2 separate regions of the Homo sapiens genome follow, and region 2 is linked to region 1. Evidence: chromatin loops called from intact Hi-C (ENCODE). Cell type or tissue: thyroid gland. All regions are shown on one strand. Each heading gives the region's core, and the rest is flanking DNA. Links, peaks and the distances in the headings are about the cores only. Region 1 has its middle 4.5 kb from the start of MAP2K3. Region 2 holds the start of KCNJ12 (potassium inwardly rectifying channel subfamily J member 12).

Region 1 (8,318 bases), core at 319-8,318:
TTTGAACTTCGACGACCTGGGTTGGCCTGCTCACTCTGTGTCCCTGCGCTCCTCTGCTTCTCTGCTCCTTCGGTCTTGTGTGCTGGGGACACGTGGGCCTTTCCAGTTCCCTGCAGCCACCTTTGGTCTGTAGGAAGGCAGTGGCGCAGGGAGCGGTGGGAGCCCGGGTCTGCAGGGCTCAAGGTGGCGACGGCGAAGCGGTCTGCCCCACCCGCCACCCCCACCCGCAGGATGCGCATCGCCAGTGCAGCCCGGGTCGTGGCCCCCCAACAGACCCAGTCCCGCCGCGACACGGCAGCAGCACCTCTTCGCCGCGACACGGCAGCAGCACCTCTTCGGCCCTTTGAGCTCTTCCCTCCTTATTTCTCAGTCTCATGCTACACTGCGATTCTTTTATTTATTTGCTATTTTAGGCAGTATCCGCCGGCTCTCTACCATGGACACTCAGTGAGGATTTGGTTCTCTTAGGTATGAACCCTGTGCTTCACCTCCTGTGAGCTCCAAGACTCATTTCATCAGTTTTGGGATGCATCAGTATTTGGTGTTTACAGTATTATGGTTATGTAAATATTGTTCCCAGCTGAGCTGTGCAGTACATTGTGACAACATTTTCCATTTTGTGTTGTTTGTTTTCCTGGGAATTCATAATAGCCTGTTTTCTTCTTGCATCAAGCTGGACACTCAGTGGATCCTTTCAAATCTGGAGACATGACCTTCGGTTCTGGGAAGCTGGAAGGCACAAGTGCTGTTTTTACAAGCTCTGAACTCATCTTGTTTCTGTCCCCACCTGCCCCCCCACTTCCAGAGGGACCTTGTGACTCCCAGGCTATGTATCTGGGGGGCCTCTGGCCTTGAATGGTTCCCTCGACATGCAGAATTTGGTTGCAGCTTCCTCCACTCTGCCTAGGTGATTACTATTAATTTTCCAGCTTCGAAAATTCTGTAGGCTGGATGCGGTGGCTCGCTTCTGTAATCCCAGCACTTTGGGAGGCTGAATCAGGAAGATCGCTTGAGTCCAGGAATTCAAGACCAGCCTGGGCAACGTGGCAAGACCCTGTCTCTACAGAAGAATTTAAAATTAGTGGGGTGTGGTGGCGCACGCCTGTGGGCCCAGCTACTCTGGAGCTTGAAGCGGGAGGATCACTTGAGTCCAGGAGGTTGAGGCTGCAGTGAGCAAAGATTACGCCACTGCAATCCAGCCTGGGTGCCAGAGAGAGACCCTGTCTCCAAAGGAAAAGTTCTGTAGACTTTTTGTCCTTGCCATTGACTTTCTTTGTCATTGACTTTCTTTATAAGTTTGCGACTTAAACATTTTTCCTTATATTGTCATCTTAGTGGGGTTTGGAGAGGGAAAAGAGAAAAATATCCCTGTTAGTTCCATGTTAGCTAGAAGTCCCTCTCACTCTGAGCATCTACTATGTGCCACAGCCTATTTTAAGCCAGCCCTTATCCCCAGTTTCACATGGCTCTTTCTTGTCACCCAGGCCTGAGCAGAGAAGACACCTCCTCCAGGAAGGTCTCCCTGACTACCCAGTGCTTCTCTGCTACATCACTCAGCTCTACTTTGGTTCATAGCCCTTACGGCTTTTCGAAATTATTTTATAGATTTATGTTCATCCATGCTGAATTTGCCTTATTTCTCAAGCTCCTCTAGAAGGCTTGCCCCATAAAGGCAGGAGGTCTTCACTGCCCCATGAAGGCAGGGACCTTTCTGTCTTGGTTTTCACTGTATCCTCAGTGCCTCCCATAATGTCAGGCAAAACCAGATGCTCAGGAAGCATATGGAACGAATGGATGGGTTTGAGCGTGACACAACTTCAGGATTGCTTAAGAAAATGCTGATAGTGGTAGCCAGGCGCGGTGGCTCACGCCTATAATCCCAGCACTTTGGGAGGCCAAGGTGGGCAGCTCACGAGGTCAGGAGTTCGAGACCAGCCTGACCAACATGGTGAAACCGTGTCTCTACTAAAAACACAAAAATTAGCCGGGTGTGGTGGTGTGCGCCTGTAATCCCAGCTACTCAGGAGGCTGAGGCAGGAGGATCGCTTAAACCCAGGAGGCGGAGGTTGCAGTGAGCTGAGATTGCGCCACTGCACTCCAGCCTAGGTGACAGAGTGAGACTCCGTCTCAAAAAAAAAAAAAAAAAAAAAAAAAAAGCTGATAATGGTCCAAGCTTACTGGGAACGAAAGACCCTGCCATGAAAGGGTGAGACACTCATCGTGGGAGGGACATAAGCCCAGGCTTGGATGGCCGAAAAGGGACAGAAGCATTGATGGGAACGGACAGGGTGACCTCCAAGGCCTGGCTGAGACAACTCATTGGTTCACGGTTACTTGGCTACTTCCTGGCCTAGATTAGAAAACAGCACTTTGAAGGCAGATATGCTGGATGCACCCGTGTTGTGGAGTCAGCCCCATTGGGACGCTTTTGCCTCTCTTCTCCCTGGTTGTGTGATCTCACGGGCAAGTTGCTTCATCTCTGTGTCTGCAGTACTTCTCACCCATCATGGGGCAATAAGAACAGCCCTGTGGTCTTGGCATCTAGATAATGAAGCACAGGATTGAACTAAAAAGGCTGACACACAGTAGGCTGTTACAGTGATGGTCTGGGTTAAAAATCTGGTGTCATCCTTCCTGGTGGTGGAACCTGGGCAAGCGCTTGAAGCCTTGGGCTTCTGTTTCTTCATCTGTAAGATGAAAGTCTAACCACACCCACTTCCCTGGGATGTGTGTCAAGTCACGAGGCCTGGCATGCAACAGGTGCCAGTAAGTGTTGTCCCCTTGACTGCCTCCTGCCTGCTGGGCAGGAAGTGCTAAGTTTGAGAACCCTGGGCAGGGAGACACCATGCTGAGGCTCCTTGGACCCCTGGACTGGTGTTGGGGACAGCCACAGGGTTGTTCGTGCAACCCTGCAGGGAACCGGGCAGGCCAGACTCAACTGCTCTGTTAGAAGCAGAGCTGGTGGCTTTCCAGAAAGCAGTGAAGGGAGCTCAAGGGGAGTTTGTTTTGCTCGGAAGCAGGGTGTTGCAAAACACTTTAGTGGAAGTGTGGGCAGGAAAAGGCAGGGAAAACTATCTCCATCTGACAGAACAGATTTCAAACAATAGCTCTGCCATTACCAGCGGTATTGGATGCTTCTGGGCACCTCTCTGAGCCTCGATTTTCTCATCTCTTTAGTGGAGATGATGATAATACTAGACACCTCGTTGGGACATTGAAAACTTTCCTCCACTCCGCAAGTATTCACTGAGCACCTACTGTGTGCCGGAGACACTGCAGTGACCAAAGCAAAGGCATTGCCCCCGTGCAGCTTGCATCACAGTGAGTCCATAAGATGCTGTGCTTGGAGGGACTAGCACATAGTAGGAGCTGTAAAAATAGGACTTGCTGTTTTGCTAGTGGAGCCAGTCACTTGTGTGAATTCATCTTTTGATATTTGAGAGTGATGATGATTTAAAGAAAGCAGGTGAGCCTCCGTTGAGGTTTCCTTCTCTATATTTCGACTTCAGAACCGGCCCCTGAGTAAAAGATGCTCAGGAACCACATATTGCTGCCTCCAAGCTTCTCAAGTTTTCACTTTTCCACCATCACCAGCATGGCCTGATGCTGTTCTGGGGAGAACCAGTCACAGGCCCTGCTTTCAAGCAGCAGGAGTCGTATGGGAGAGGCAGACAGGGGCGCAGCCACTGACAGGGCGGGTGAGCCATGGTGAGAGGGGCTGGGGCAGGGGCACTGGGCAGAGCAGTGTCAGGCAGGGCCTCCTGTCCCACCTTCAGAATTGGGCCTCGAAGGAGCGGAGGGAATGTGTCAGGTCGGAAGGTAGGGAAGGGCATTCCTGGCTAAGGGAACAGCCTTTGCAAAGAAAGGTTCAAAGAGGAAAGCTTGAATTCAGAGTGGCTGGACTGGGGGATGTCTGGAGAAGTCACCAGGGGTTGGAGTGTTGGAAGTTGCCCGCCTAGGGAGCCAGGGCAGGACTTAGAACTTGGCCAGCCGTGTTTGGGAAGGCTCTGGCTGCAGTGTGGAAGGCCTGGGGGCAGGCAGCACAGAGAAGAGGAGGCTGGATGGCCGTCAAAGCAGTGAGGGCAGTGGATCCTGTGCTCCTGGGCACTCTAGAGCACTGCCGGGCCCTGGTCACCAGAGGGCGCTGTGGGGCAGCAAGCAGTGGAGGCCCCAGCTGGTGGCAAGGCTATGCATAGACCATGTGCACCGCTGTGCCTGTGGGTTGTGTCTGTGGACGTGACCATGTGGTCCCTCCACATGAACGTACACACTTGTGCACCCCCTTGTGTCATGTGTGTGTGCATGTGTATTTGGGGTGTGTGGACTTGCACAGGTGTGAAGGGGCACGTGGGAGTGAGTACGTCCAAGGGGGTGTATATAGGTGAGAACAGGGACTCCTCAGCTCCCACCACCCAGCCACATCGGTCTCCTTGTTACTCGCCTACAAGCCATCCACCTCAGGGCCCTTGCACAACTGTTCCCTCTGCCTGGAATGCTTTTCCCCCGGATCTCTTTGTGGGTCCTTCCGTTAAGTCCTTTGGTCTCTGTTTATGTGGCACCTTCCAGGGAGGCTTTTCCTGACCTCCCTCCTTAAAATTATAGCCCCCATGTCCAGACACACACCCTGTCCCCTCCCCTACTTTCCCCCATAGCATTTGTAATAATTTTTTGTTTTTTGAGACAGGGTCTTGTTGCCCGCCAGGCTGGAGTGCAGTGGTATAACCTTGGCTCACTGCAGCCTTGACCTCCTGGGTTCAAGTGATCCTCCCACCTCAGCCTCCTGAGCAGCATGCCACCATACCCAGCCAACTTTTTTTTTTTTTTTTTTTTGTAGAGACGAGGTTTTGCCATGTTGCCCAGGCTGGTCTCAAACTGCTGGGCTCAAACGATCCACCTGCCTCGGCCTCCCAAACTGCTGGGACTATAAGTGTGAGCCACCATGCCTGGCCTGACATAATTTGACTTAGGCATTTTGCTTGTCTGGCTCACACACCAGGTCATACCTCCCCAGGGAGTTGTGTCCATCTTGTTCAATGTTGTGTTCTCAGTGCCAGTCACACAGTAAGTGCTCAATGAATATCTGTTGAATGAATGAAGGAGCTGCCCACATCCTGGGTTTGGGTCAGCCTCTCTCTTTTTTTTCCCCCATCATCAGTATTTATTGAGCATTTACAGTGTACTAGGCACAATAGAACATACAGAAAACATTTCCCTGCCCTTGAGGAGCTTACATTTTAAAAGAAAAAATACACCTCTTTTAAAATGGCATTTTTGTTTGGTGTTTTCTGCAAAGTACCGAGGAAATATTTTGTAAAGTGATGCTTTGGGTATAACTTAGCCCCATCATTATTTAAAGAATAGAGGAAGAAGAAAGAGGAAGGATTTTAAAGGCAGACAATGACAGACCATTCAGGATAGGTAGGGTTTTAAAGGGAGATAAACACAATCTCATCGACTAAGGAGAGATTTGCTGTAGTAAATAGGATGAGGGAAATAGTCTGTGGGATGCAAGCAAAGGAAGCAGGGTGCCTTAGACATTGATTGGAGCCAGAAAGATCATGCGGCCTTTTTCCAAGTACATGGCCACCAAGTAGGAATGGTTGGTGACAAGACAGAAGGCTAAAAAAGGAAGGTAATCTTGTGCACCTGACAAATAGAAAGAATAAAGGATCAAAATCGAAGGCAGGCTACAATAGTATCAAGAAATTCTTAAAAACCAAAAAGTGATTTGGAAGCACAAAACTTATAGTTAATGCTATTGAGTCAGCCTCTCTTTACAGCCTTCTGTCACCCCAGGTCCTGCCCACCTCAGATCATGCTTGCATCCTGACTTTGGCCACAATCCTTCCCATCCAGAGACTCAGTTTCCTGCATCCACAGAGAGCAGGTTTGGGACTTTTCTCCTAGGAATCAAGGTAAGAGGCAGCCTCTTGTGACCCATGTCAAACATTTATTCTGCTTTCTGCATGGTCATGGAGTTCCCCAATCTGACTGTGCCACTTACAGACAGAAAGAAATCAAGAGATGTCACTATAGCAAGCCAGCAAGAGACCTTTGTCTCTGATGGTTCTTGATGGTACTTCTTGAGCTCCAGTGGTGCAGCTGTGCATCCCAGTCTGGCCCTCACCTGGTCCTCATGTGTGGCCCTTTTTACATCTCCAACCCATTGCCTCTGCTGTTCCTTTCCAGGGATGCTCTTCTTGCTTCTCTGCCTGGTAAGCTCCTACTGGTCCTTAAAAGTCCAGTCTCAAAATCACCTCCTCTGAGAGGCCTTCCTTGTCCCCACCCAGATGGAGATGGCTGCATCACCCAGGCACCCTCCTGGGACTTTTGCTCATGCATCTATTTATAGCACTCACATGGAGTTTTGTGATTCCTGAGCTGTTTATCGGGCTCCTGACTAATCCCCAAACTCCTTGTATGCGAGGGCCTGTCTGAGTCATCTGGCCGCCAAGGAGGTTGGCACGGGACTGGAGTCGCTTCACCCTGGTCTGTGGATGCTTTCCTCCTTCCTTTTTTCATTCCTCAAATATTTATCAGGCACCTACTATGTGCCTGGTTCTGGGCTATGCATTGGGAACACAGCAGGGAATGAGGCTCGGATGGTCTGGAGGGAGAGCTGTGTTAAAAACTGAGTCAGTAACAAAGACATCAGCAGCATAAGTGTTGTGCCTCAGTCTGGGGACCATGATGAGAAGGCCTCTTAGGGGTGTTCATTTAGGAAGCGGTCTGAGGGATGAGAGGGAACCAGCCCCAGGAGGCTTGAGTGGAAGAATGTTCTGGGCAGGAGCAGCAAGGGTGAAGCTGCTGCGGCAGGACCATCCCTGGCACATTTGAGGGGCAATACTGAGACTCTTGAACATCCCAAGAAGCAGAGTGCACAAGGCGGAGTGTGGCCTTGTGCAGAAGTCAAGGCTGTTGGCCAGTGCCTGAACCCAGAAAACTCGCTGGACTAGCCTTGCAGTTCTGGTAGAAAGGAAGCTGCTCCTGGATGCCCATTTTACAGACGGATAAGCACAGGTCACCAGGGATGATATGGCAAGGATGGAGGCAGCCCACAGTGTTTTCAAACTCACATTTCCTGGGCACCTAGTGAGTGCCAAGCCCTAGGCCAGGTGTTTCCACTCCTGAACTCATGAAACGCTTTCAGAGACCTTATTGTCCCCATGGGATAGGTAAACTGAGGCACAGAGCTGCTCAGTGACTTCTTTAAGGTCATCCAGCTAGTAAGTGGAGGAATTGGTATTGGAACCCATACCTATCTGAGCCCCAGACTCATGATTTTCCATCCCACTGCCTGGGAAGGGTGAACAGGAGACGCAGGAAGAGAATGGTGATGGCTGCAAGGCTTCCCTCTTATCTCCTGTGGCTCCCCACTCTGTGCATGGGGCCCTGCATCACCCCCACTTTACACCTGGGCAAGCAGAGGTCAGGCCCGGCCTCAAGCCTTTCTAGCAGGTGGTGGAATCTGCTTCCCTCACGTGAGGTCCCTGACAGGGTACACATGTCTGCCTGGAGGCCAGGGGCTGACCCCTTGACCTTTGCCTGGTACATTCTGCCTTCACTAGCCCTGGCTTTACATCCAGAGTCATCTGTTCCCAGCGCCAGATTGGTCAGCGGTTCCTGAAATCCCCCGAGGTTCCGTGTGGGAGCAGAGGGAGGACTGGCCCATCCAGCCATTATGCAGATGGGCAGACTGAGATCCTAGGAGGAGAGGAGAGAACGAAGGTCCAGGAGAGAGCCAGGATGGGGCCTCGGGGCTCGCGGGATAAAATGCACCGCATGCCGCCTCACTCCCTCTGAGACACGGTTTCCCCCTGTGTAGAACAGGGGCAGCAGTAACCAGCCACGAAAACTCCTCGTGCTGCCTCGTCACCGGGCATCGCTGAGCTCACCACCGACCCCGCGCCCTGGCCGGGCGCCTGGAGCGCGGGCGCGGGCGACGTTTGCTGGCGCCAGGCCCTCAGTGCGTGTTAGCGAGCAGCGCCGGGAGATAGCTGTCACCGCCGCCCGCTCACAGATGCGTAGACTGAGGCTCAGGTGTCACCACCTGACCAAGGCTAGTTCCGCTACAAAGCTGCCGACTCGGATCCGAACCCGGGTCCAATTTACAGAAAAGGAAACTGAGGCCCAGAGACACTAGGGAGCTTGCTAGGGTGAGGCAGCTGCAGGTTCAGAGAGCCAGGAGGCAGCCCAGCAGCGCACTTTTAACCCCCGCCCACTTCGGCAGGCCCAGCCGTGCCACCTTTAGGGATCTCGGGTTTTTTCCAGACGACGCACCCAGGAGAACGCGCCCGCGCATCGCACCCGCCGGGGCT
Region 2 (8,318 bases), core at 1-8,000, 100 kb after region 1:
CGCGGGGCGGGCGTGCTCTCCGCGGAGAGTTAGAGGAGTTGCCGAGCTGAGCTCCGGTGGAGCGAGGCGCGGAGCTGGGTGCGCGCCGAGCCTCTGCCTCCCGCCGCCTCCTCGCCCTCCATTCCTCGCTCCCCGTCTTCTCCCGGCCACACCGCCACTGCTGCCGCCTCCCTGGGAACAGTAGCCGGGGGAGGGGGACTGGCGCGGTCAGAGCCTGCGAGGAGGTGCGGGGCGCCGGGGCGTAGGGGAGCGCGCCGGGCCCTGCCCGAGATCAGATAACAGCCGGCGGGGGAGGGGGTGGGCCGGCCGTGCTCACAGCCGGACCGAGGGACCGACGCCAGCCGCCCCGGCCCAAGCGAGCGCCCAGCGGCCGGGGGCGCCGTCCAGGCGCGCGCCCCCGACCCGTGGCTGGACCAGGGCGATCCGCTTTGCAGAGAAGACGCGCCCCTCGGCATGGAGCGCCCCCGGGAGCTGCCCTGAGGCGGTGGCGGCAGCGGCGGCGATGCAGCCAGCGCGGCAGCTGCCGGGGCCAGGAACGGCCGCCCGGAGCTTGGAGGACGCCGAGCGCGCCGCGCCCGGGCCACTGACCGAGGTAAGTGCGCGGCCGCGGGCGCATGGTCCCTCCCGGGCCCGGCCCCAGTTCCCCGCAGGCCGCGCCTCGCCACTAGCCCGGCCCGGAGCTAGCACGAGGTTGTGCAGCAACAGGGAAGGTGGAGCGGGAGGGTGTTTTCTTCCTCTCGTTTTATTTTTTTCCCTCCCTTGGTGAGACATCGGAGGAAATGCTGACTGCGAGCTTTTCTTTTCCTGCCATGTCTCCGGCTACCACCACAAGGAACTTTGCTCCTGGCTAACCTTCGTCCTGGGGGGCGCTCCGGGAAACTTTGAGGAGCCCTCGGCCCCCCTCTGACTGGTTTGCACTAGGGGGCTCGGGAGGGAGCGTGCGGAAGCACTCTGGCGCGCGGCACGGGTCCTACGCGTGACCTTCCCGGAGACCCCGCGATCGAGGTGGGGTTCGGAGGTGGGCGCCCGGGCTATATGAGCCGCCCCGAGAATGCCTCCCGTCAGAGACCTGCGGGTTCTTGGAGTCGTGTCTCTTTCTCACCTCCCGTGCTGTAATGGAGTAAAAATATTCTGGAAATGATTCCATGCCAGCAAGTCAGCCAAGTCCAGAGGCTCCCTTTTGCTTTTAGAAGTCGGCCTTGATCTCCGAGGGGATGGCCGCTGGCTGAGAAGCTCCCAGGGTTTCAGGGCCAGGGTCCACCCTGCGCGCGCACGGCCTCTCCGGGTGCCCTGGGGGAGCGGGGCGGGAATCAGGGGCTCATGGGCAGAGACAGCTGGGGTGGGGCGCTCCTTGGGGGGTTCAGATGGGAGTTGAGGCCCAAGCGAGTGTCTGTGCCTCGGTTTTGATCCAGCGTGCCCATGTCATGTGAATATTTTAAAACCTGTGATCAGAATGGGGGTCAAAGTGTTTCTTTGGGGACGGTCTTGTTCTGGGAGGTTTTCCTGCCTCCTCACAGCCTGGACTCGCCCGCACCTGGGACCTCCCCCTCCCCATTTCCCAGGGGGCGTTCCCATCTTAGAGTACCGCGCTGCCTGTGGCCATTTCTAGTTTCTTTTTTGCTCCCCTATACCCAGGTTCGAGCCCTGCAATAAAGCGCTGGGGACCTCCTGGCTCCCACATCTGCGCCCCAAACCCAGGTTCACAGGCTCCGTCTCCGAGAGCGCCGAGGCGCCCACACGCCACTGAAATCGGCAGCCGCCTTTGGAAGGTGCGAACCCGGAAGGCGTTAGCCTTGGGCCTAGCCTTCGCCCCCTCTGAGATGCCAAAGGAGAGCCGGTCCCTGGCCGCGCGGCTGGACCCCAGCCTCCCTCGCGCTGCGCTGCACCTCCGCGGCCCCTCCTCGCGCAGCTCCGCCCTGGACCGCCGCCCTGTGGCGGGCGAGGGTCAGAGAGGGGAGGTCCATCTCAGCCCTGGGCGCCACCAGAGGCTTTCGCTCTTTTTGAGGGGTACTCCCTTCTGTATTCTGAGAAGAGCCCCTCAGTGTCTGCTGGGACCGCCCCCCCCAACAAAAGACTTCACAGCGAAGTCTGCCCCTCAGTTCTCTGGTGGCACCTCCAACCAGACAGGGGACCCGAGGTTGGCAGCTCTAGGAGGGGGACCCTGGGGGCCTGCCATTTGGTGGGGCCAAGCCGCCTGAGAGAGAGCAGGGAGTGAGGGCGGAGGGCACTCACTCGAGCACCCTGGAGACGAGGAGGGTGGCTCCAGTGTGCTGGGCCACAGGGACACCCCTCTTCTCCACTGGAGGGCCGCTGTAGGCATACAGTAGGCAGTCTGTAAATGCTGGCTGTTGACCCAGAGCTGGCAGGTAGGGGCTCCAAGTCCTCTATCACCTCCTTTTTCCCCTCCCAGGGGAGGGCATGGCTGACACCCCTCATCCCCAGCACTGAAGGGGGTGGAGCCTTCTCTGGGAGGGGCAGGACCTGAGCTGTCAGTCCATCTCTGGACACTCCCCCTGCAGCTACCCCGTCAAAACCCCATAAGGTTTCCAGGCTGCCCCGGAGGGGACCCCTCCAGGAATGTGCCTCAACTGTGCTGGAAGGAAGAGGTGCCTGGGAAGTGGTGGAGGGGTATTGCCTAAAACCATGCAGTGGGTTGGGTTTGGACAGATGCCTTCACCTAGCTCTTTCCAGGCCAGGCGCTTACCCCACCAGCCTTCCTGCCCCAGGGCCATGGTGTCCCCATCCCTGGGTCTCCTTGAAGCAGGACAAAGTAACACTGAGTGGCCCTGCAACAGCAAAATAATAATGACAGCAGTGATAACAGGAGTAACAGCAGCAGCAGCACCTGCAGCTCTGCAGCACTGGGGCCGGTTCTGCCTATGGGCAGTTTTCTCTGCCTAGCCAGGCCTCCGGTACCCTGGGCCACAGTTGGCAGTACCAAGCGTGGCACCCGGAGGCCTTGGCATATGGCTGGGGCGGAAGTGAGTGCATCATTACTGTCATCAACCTCTGTGGCCCTCGCCAGGTCCCCAGGCAGAAGGCTACTGGTACACACGGTGCCCACCCAGTGGCCACCCTCACCCCCCCTGCTCCCAGGCCCAGCTCTGGGCTGGGCCCTTCCTCCAACAGGTGCAGCTGGTGCCTGTGGCTGGGCCCTGGCCAGGGCTTTACTGTGAGCGACACATGGGTACACCTGCCCCTCCCCGGGCCTGCCCTTGGAGCCCTGCCACCGGCTAGCGTGGAGGAGAGTCAGGGAGGGGGCAGCTTGCGGGCAGCAGGAGGGGTGGAGGCTTGGCTGGCCACATGGAAGGTGCGGTGGGTGGGGGCTCAGCCCCACGGGATGGCTGTGCCGGGAACTGGCAGCGTGATGGGGACACGGCAGCAGGGAAAGGCTGAAGATGAAAGAGAGCTGGCCTGAAACTGGGCCGTGTGCAGGTTGGCCAGAGCTTCAGAGGCACCATGGGGTTGGGGGTGGGGGGGGGCCTGGCAGAGGCAGGTGGGTTTTCTGAGGTGCTGGGCTCGGGGCAGGACCAGAGCCCCCGCTGGGCACTGGCCAAGGACCCAGCCCTGGGTCAGCTGACTTAATTTCCTAATGGCCTGCCAGTGCAGAGGGTGGCATTAGCTCTATTGTGCAGACAGGGATTGGAGGCCCAGGGAGGCACTGGAGGCACCAGCCTGTGGGGCTCAGACCCAGAGCCCTGGTGCTTTCCCAGGGACAGAACTGCACCTTCCCCCATTCCACAGACACACCCCTCAGGGGCATTTGACTGCCAGGCTAGCTTTCTCCCTGCCTTACCACCAGGCAGGTCCCACACAGGGCCTGAGGCCTGCATGCCATCCCAGCTCCCGGGAGCTGTATTCCTAGGACCTAGTTAAGCCCTGGCACAGAGTAGGTGCCCAGTAAATGCTCGATGATTCCATGTCTGGACTGCTTCTTCCAGCCACAGAGGCCTTGCTGTGCTGGTGAGAGCTGTGGGGGCTGAGTTCTGGGGCTGGAGACCCCAGGCCCTGTTGCCTAGCTGTGGCCCCTGTGCTGGGTAGCCATACAGAAGTGCTTAATCAATGGGCATTGCATACGGGGAGACCCAGCCCCTGCCCTCAGGGATCTCACTATCTCAGAGGAGACTCTTGGACAGACTCAGGGGGGCAAGAGAGGCAGATGTTGCCACCAAGATGGGGTCACTCTTCCTGGCCTCAGTTCATCATCTGTGAAGTGGGACTGGCTCCGGAGAGTGCTCAGGATGGGGCAGTAGGAATGTGAGACTTGGAGCGTGCCTCTGGGAGTTGGGGGTGGGGAGGGGCTGGTCTCAGTAGAAATGGACGTGTGGAGAGGGGGATCTGGGAAGGAGGGGGTGTGAGCATTTGTGGAGCCAGAGCCTGGGGAACTCGTCATTTCCCCATCCAACCTTCCCTTGGACATGTAGGGAAGCAGGCCCAGGGCAGGGCAGCGAGTTGCTGTAGCAGTGGGCCCCAGATGGCAGTGGGCCCCAGATGGCAGTGGGCCCCAGATGGCAGTGGGCCCCAGATGGCAGTGGGCCCCAGTGCAGGCCTCCTGTTTCCTGGTGTGTCCTCAGTGTCCCCTAACCCCAATCACCACCACTGGTGCTCCACAGCTCACTCCTTCCTGCCTGGCTGCTGAAGTGGCAGCATGAGGCTGTGGAGACCTTGGGGACCCCCGCCCAGCCCTCTAATTAGCCTTCAGCCATGCATCATTGGACATGGTTCCATTTGCTTGGCCAGATAGGAGTGGGAACCCCTTTCTCAGCTGCCCCAGGGAGCAGTTCCGCCTTGGCTGTGCATTAATGCTGTCCTAGGGTCAGTGGGCACAGCCTCCTGGATCCTGCCTGACTCCCCCTGCCCACCTGGACTGAGCCCTCCCTCCTGCTTGGGCAGCCAAAGCCTCCCTCTCCTGCCCTCACCTGCAGCCCAGGCCTCTTTGAAGGACTCAGGCTTGGAGAGGGGCCAGGGAACAAACAATAAAGCTTATGGAGTGGAGGCTTCTACCAGAGCCACTCTGGGCCATTGTTCCTTGAGCACTTTCTATGTGCCTGGTGCACTCTGGGTGTCAGGGCCCTCTGTCGATTCCCACCACACTCCTCCCTGGGACCCTCAGGGCCCTGCACAGTCTGGCCTCACTTCCAGGACTCTTGCTCCCTCCCCGGGGCCACGCTCCTGCTTGCCTTGCTGTGCTTCCAACAGATCAGGCCCACTCCTACCTCAGGGCCTTTGCACATGCTGCTATCTCTGCCTGGAATGTTCTTTCCCAGATCTCTGCACGGCCCCTCCCTTACCGCTTTCATGTCTTGCCCAGATGCCACCCTCTCTCCAGGACCTCCCCTGATTCCCCTGTGGGACACTGCAGCCTCCCTTTCCCCCATGTTCCTTTTCCTGCTTTATTTTTCTCTGTAGAACTTAATGCTATCTGCCACAATATATTTTATTTGCTGATCTTGTTTACTGTCTATCTTTCCCTTGGAATAGGATCTCCTCTTTTTGGACCTATTCTACCACAGCTGTGTCCCCAGTGCCTAAGCGGTAGGCAGGAGATGGCAGGCGCCCAGTAAACACAGAGAGTGAATGGGCTGCTTCAGCCAGGCCTGGTGCCTGACATGCAGTGAGTGCTTGGTAGCAATGGTAGCCAGCATTGTCAGCCCATTCTGCAGATGAGAAAACTGAGCCTCAGAGAGGTCACTGTCCAAGAACTGTGGCGCTTGTTGGTGGACAGAGCTGGATTCTGACCTTTTCTCTGAGCCTTTGGCCTGCCATCTGTCTGTCTGGCTGAGTGGGAGGGAGTTGGGGCTTCCTTCAGGCCCCTACTCTGGGTGGAGTGCTTTATATCTGTACCCTCACTGCTTCAAGCTCCAAGCCCTGTTGTGTCCTCTAGCACTTGGCCTGCTTCAGCTCAGGATGTCCCCATCTGATTCCTTCTGAGGATCACAAGCCGTTCCCATTGCAGATCCCAGCAAACTGAGGCCTGGGGCGTGGGGCCTCTCATATCTCAGCTGATGGCTGAATCCTTTCTCCTGCCTTCAGCATACATGTTTGGAGGGCGGCTGAGGGGATGGGGCTGGCAGGGAGGGGACAGTGTCTCTGTTTCTTGCCCAGTTAAGCATTCCAGACTCCCCACGGTCATTGAGTTTCATGTCAATGCATTTCACCTCTCCTTTCCAGTCTTTTTTTTGGAACATGACACCCACGTTATAAAATGTTTAAAAATGTTTATGATTTGCAATGATCAACTCCAGCGGCTTTAGTGGCCAGCAGTGATCACCTCTGCAACTATAGAGACTGGCATGCTTTCTGCTTGCCTGAGCACTGCCCGTCCCTCCTCCCCTGGATGTCCATGTTGCCTCAGAAAAGACAGGGCTGGTGGCCCCTTTTGTGGGGAGCAGATAGGTTCTGGTCCTGGGCCTCAGCCAGGTGTGCCCGGTTGGCCAGGTGTGCAGCCAGGTGTGCCAGGATGGGAGATTGTCTCCTGGGGCTCACCTGGGGAGTGGGGGCAGAAAAGGAAACCAGGTAACATGAGGACTGGCAGCAGGGATACTTCTCAGCCCTCCCTGCCTCCACCCCAAGGGTGTACAGGAGGGTGCGACGTGACACCTCCACTGTGGGAGCGGGCAGCCTGAGGCCAGAGAGGGTCCCCACAGCCGGAGGTCACACAGTTCCCGGAGGAAGGCTGGGGCGCAGCCTTGAGGCCACAGACCCTCTGTCCCTGATGCTTCCAGGCAGCTTTTGGGGACTTGGCAGGGGAGGGGCCGGGGAGAAGGGAGCATGTGGAGACTGAGATGTGTATGATAGAGAGGATGAAAGGCCGGGGGCAGGAGAGGTCAAGGGGGATGGAGTGGCCTGGTGGCCGGAGGTGTGCCCTTGCCCCTGCCCGCCCCGCTTGCTCCAGCTGCAGCCGGGCCCGAGCTGGCGGCTCCAGGCCTGCAATTCTCCAGCACTTAAAGCAAAAATAAATCGCTGCCAGCAGCTGGCGTTCTGTGTGGCAGCAGCCGAGCCAACCCCGCCCCGACCCTCTGCCTCGGGGCTCCTGGTTCCGGGCCAAGCCAGGCTTCCATTCAGGGCTGGGGGGCGCCGAGGCCAGAGAGGGTCCAGGGGAGCTTGGCGTGGCCGGAGGGGGCGGGTCCTGGCATGATCACAGGGAGGGCAGAGGCAGATGGAGACCTGGGGCTTCCAGGGGTGCTGGGATCTGGGGCAGGTTGGGGATGCTCAAAAGTGGGGCTTCTGACAGTCTTGGGTCTTGTGGAAATAGGGCCTGGGAGGGGCAAACTCAGGGGTCACAGCCACCTGTTTGGCCCTGGGGATCCCCAATCACAAGCCACCCCCAGCCTGTCCCCTGGATGTCCCTTTCTTTCCATCCCCTCCTTTCCCTTCTCAGAGAATCCTAGAGGTCCTAGAGGTCAGGTATTTGCGTGGTGAGCTTTGAGGATGCAGGATTTTGGCCTCATTCCTGAGCTCAGCAGGTGGCTGGGGATGTGGCCTGCACAAGACCCCTGCCCTGGGGGGCTGACATCTCAGTGGGTGGGGCAGGATGAAATAGACAAAAAACACATGAGCCATCACGGGCATTGTCATATTTTGTTGAATATAACAGTTTTTAATTATAAGAGTGTTATGTGCTCACAGTAAAGTGATAAACAGTTGTAAGGGGAAAAGTGAATTTCTCCTCCTCACCCCCTGCCTCCCCCACCCCCAGAGTTTCTTGTCCTTGGGGTGACCATCATTAGAGAGGCTTCTGGGTTTCTCAGTGCTTATGCAGACGTGAATAAGTAAATGGAGGCATAGAAACGTGCTAATATCTAAGTTGCCTTTTTTTAAATTCGTATGGGACCATTGCATACATGTCATGGCGTCCCCTGCACTATGCGCACTGCTGTGTGGTGCCCGTGCCCACTGGACCCAGGGGGTCTCATCCTGTCGTCCTGGGCATGGATTGAGGGCTGAGTCTTGGGACTGTAGGATCTTTGTGGCATCTGAATGCACAGAGCCACCGAAGTCCGTGAGTCATGGGTTCTTTTCGTTGTCATTTTAGCTGCGTTGAGACAGAGATCCTGGATTGCAGGATTTGGTTTAAGTACCAGGAGAGGTACCGAGTCCTCGCCTGGGTGCCTCCTTCGTCACATCCCTCTGGGAGTTGGGATAATCCAGATCCCCTGCCTCCATCCCCAGAGCTCAGAGGGTCTGGGGGGCTTCAGAGTCGCAGCCTGGGGCTTTGGGACCTCTGGGTGAACCTGGCTCCCACTCAGGGCAGAGTAGACACGCTGGAGCTCGGAGGGGAGGCGCTCATTGCTGCTCCCACTGGGGTCCTTCTTCCT

What was found. Peaks named below come from ENCODE experiments on the same cell type or tissue, not always from the same donor. Only the 100,000 strongest peaks of a DNase experiment are listed, where the experiment ranks them.
Region 2: it touches region 1 in a loop (2.7-fold over the local background); 11 of 110 quality-filtered maps call a loop at or near these places.

Annotation. Positions count from the first base shown.
Region 1 is chr17:21,276,041-21,284,358 of GRCh38, forward strand. No RefSeq gene overlaps it. Among named protein-coding and RNA genes, the nearest start is that of MAP2K3, 4.5 kb to the right of the region's middle. RefSeq lists enhancers at 3,967-4,046, 7,743-8,243 and a silencer at 8,130-8,318. In thyroid gland, for the core only: CTCF peaks have their summits at 2,802 and 4,136 (motif pointing right); DNase peaks (open chromatin) are centred at 2,751 and 4,161; H3K4me3 peaks cover 833 bases; H3K27ac peaks cover 1,327 bases.
Region 2 is chr17:21,376,322-21,384,639 of GRCh38, forward strand. KCNJ12 (potassium inwardly rectifying channel subfamily J member 12) reads left to right here and starts at 36. Exons shown (of 3, transcript NM_021012.5): 1 at 36-592. In thyroid gland, for the core only: no CTCF peak of the experiment used is centred there; DNase peaks (open chromatin) are centred at 3,220 and 5,000; H3K4me3 peaks cover 1,808 bases.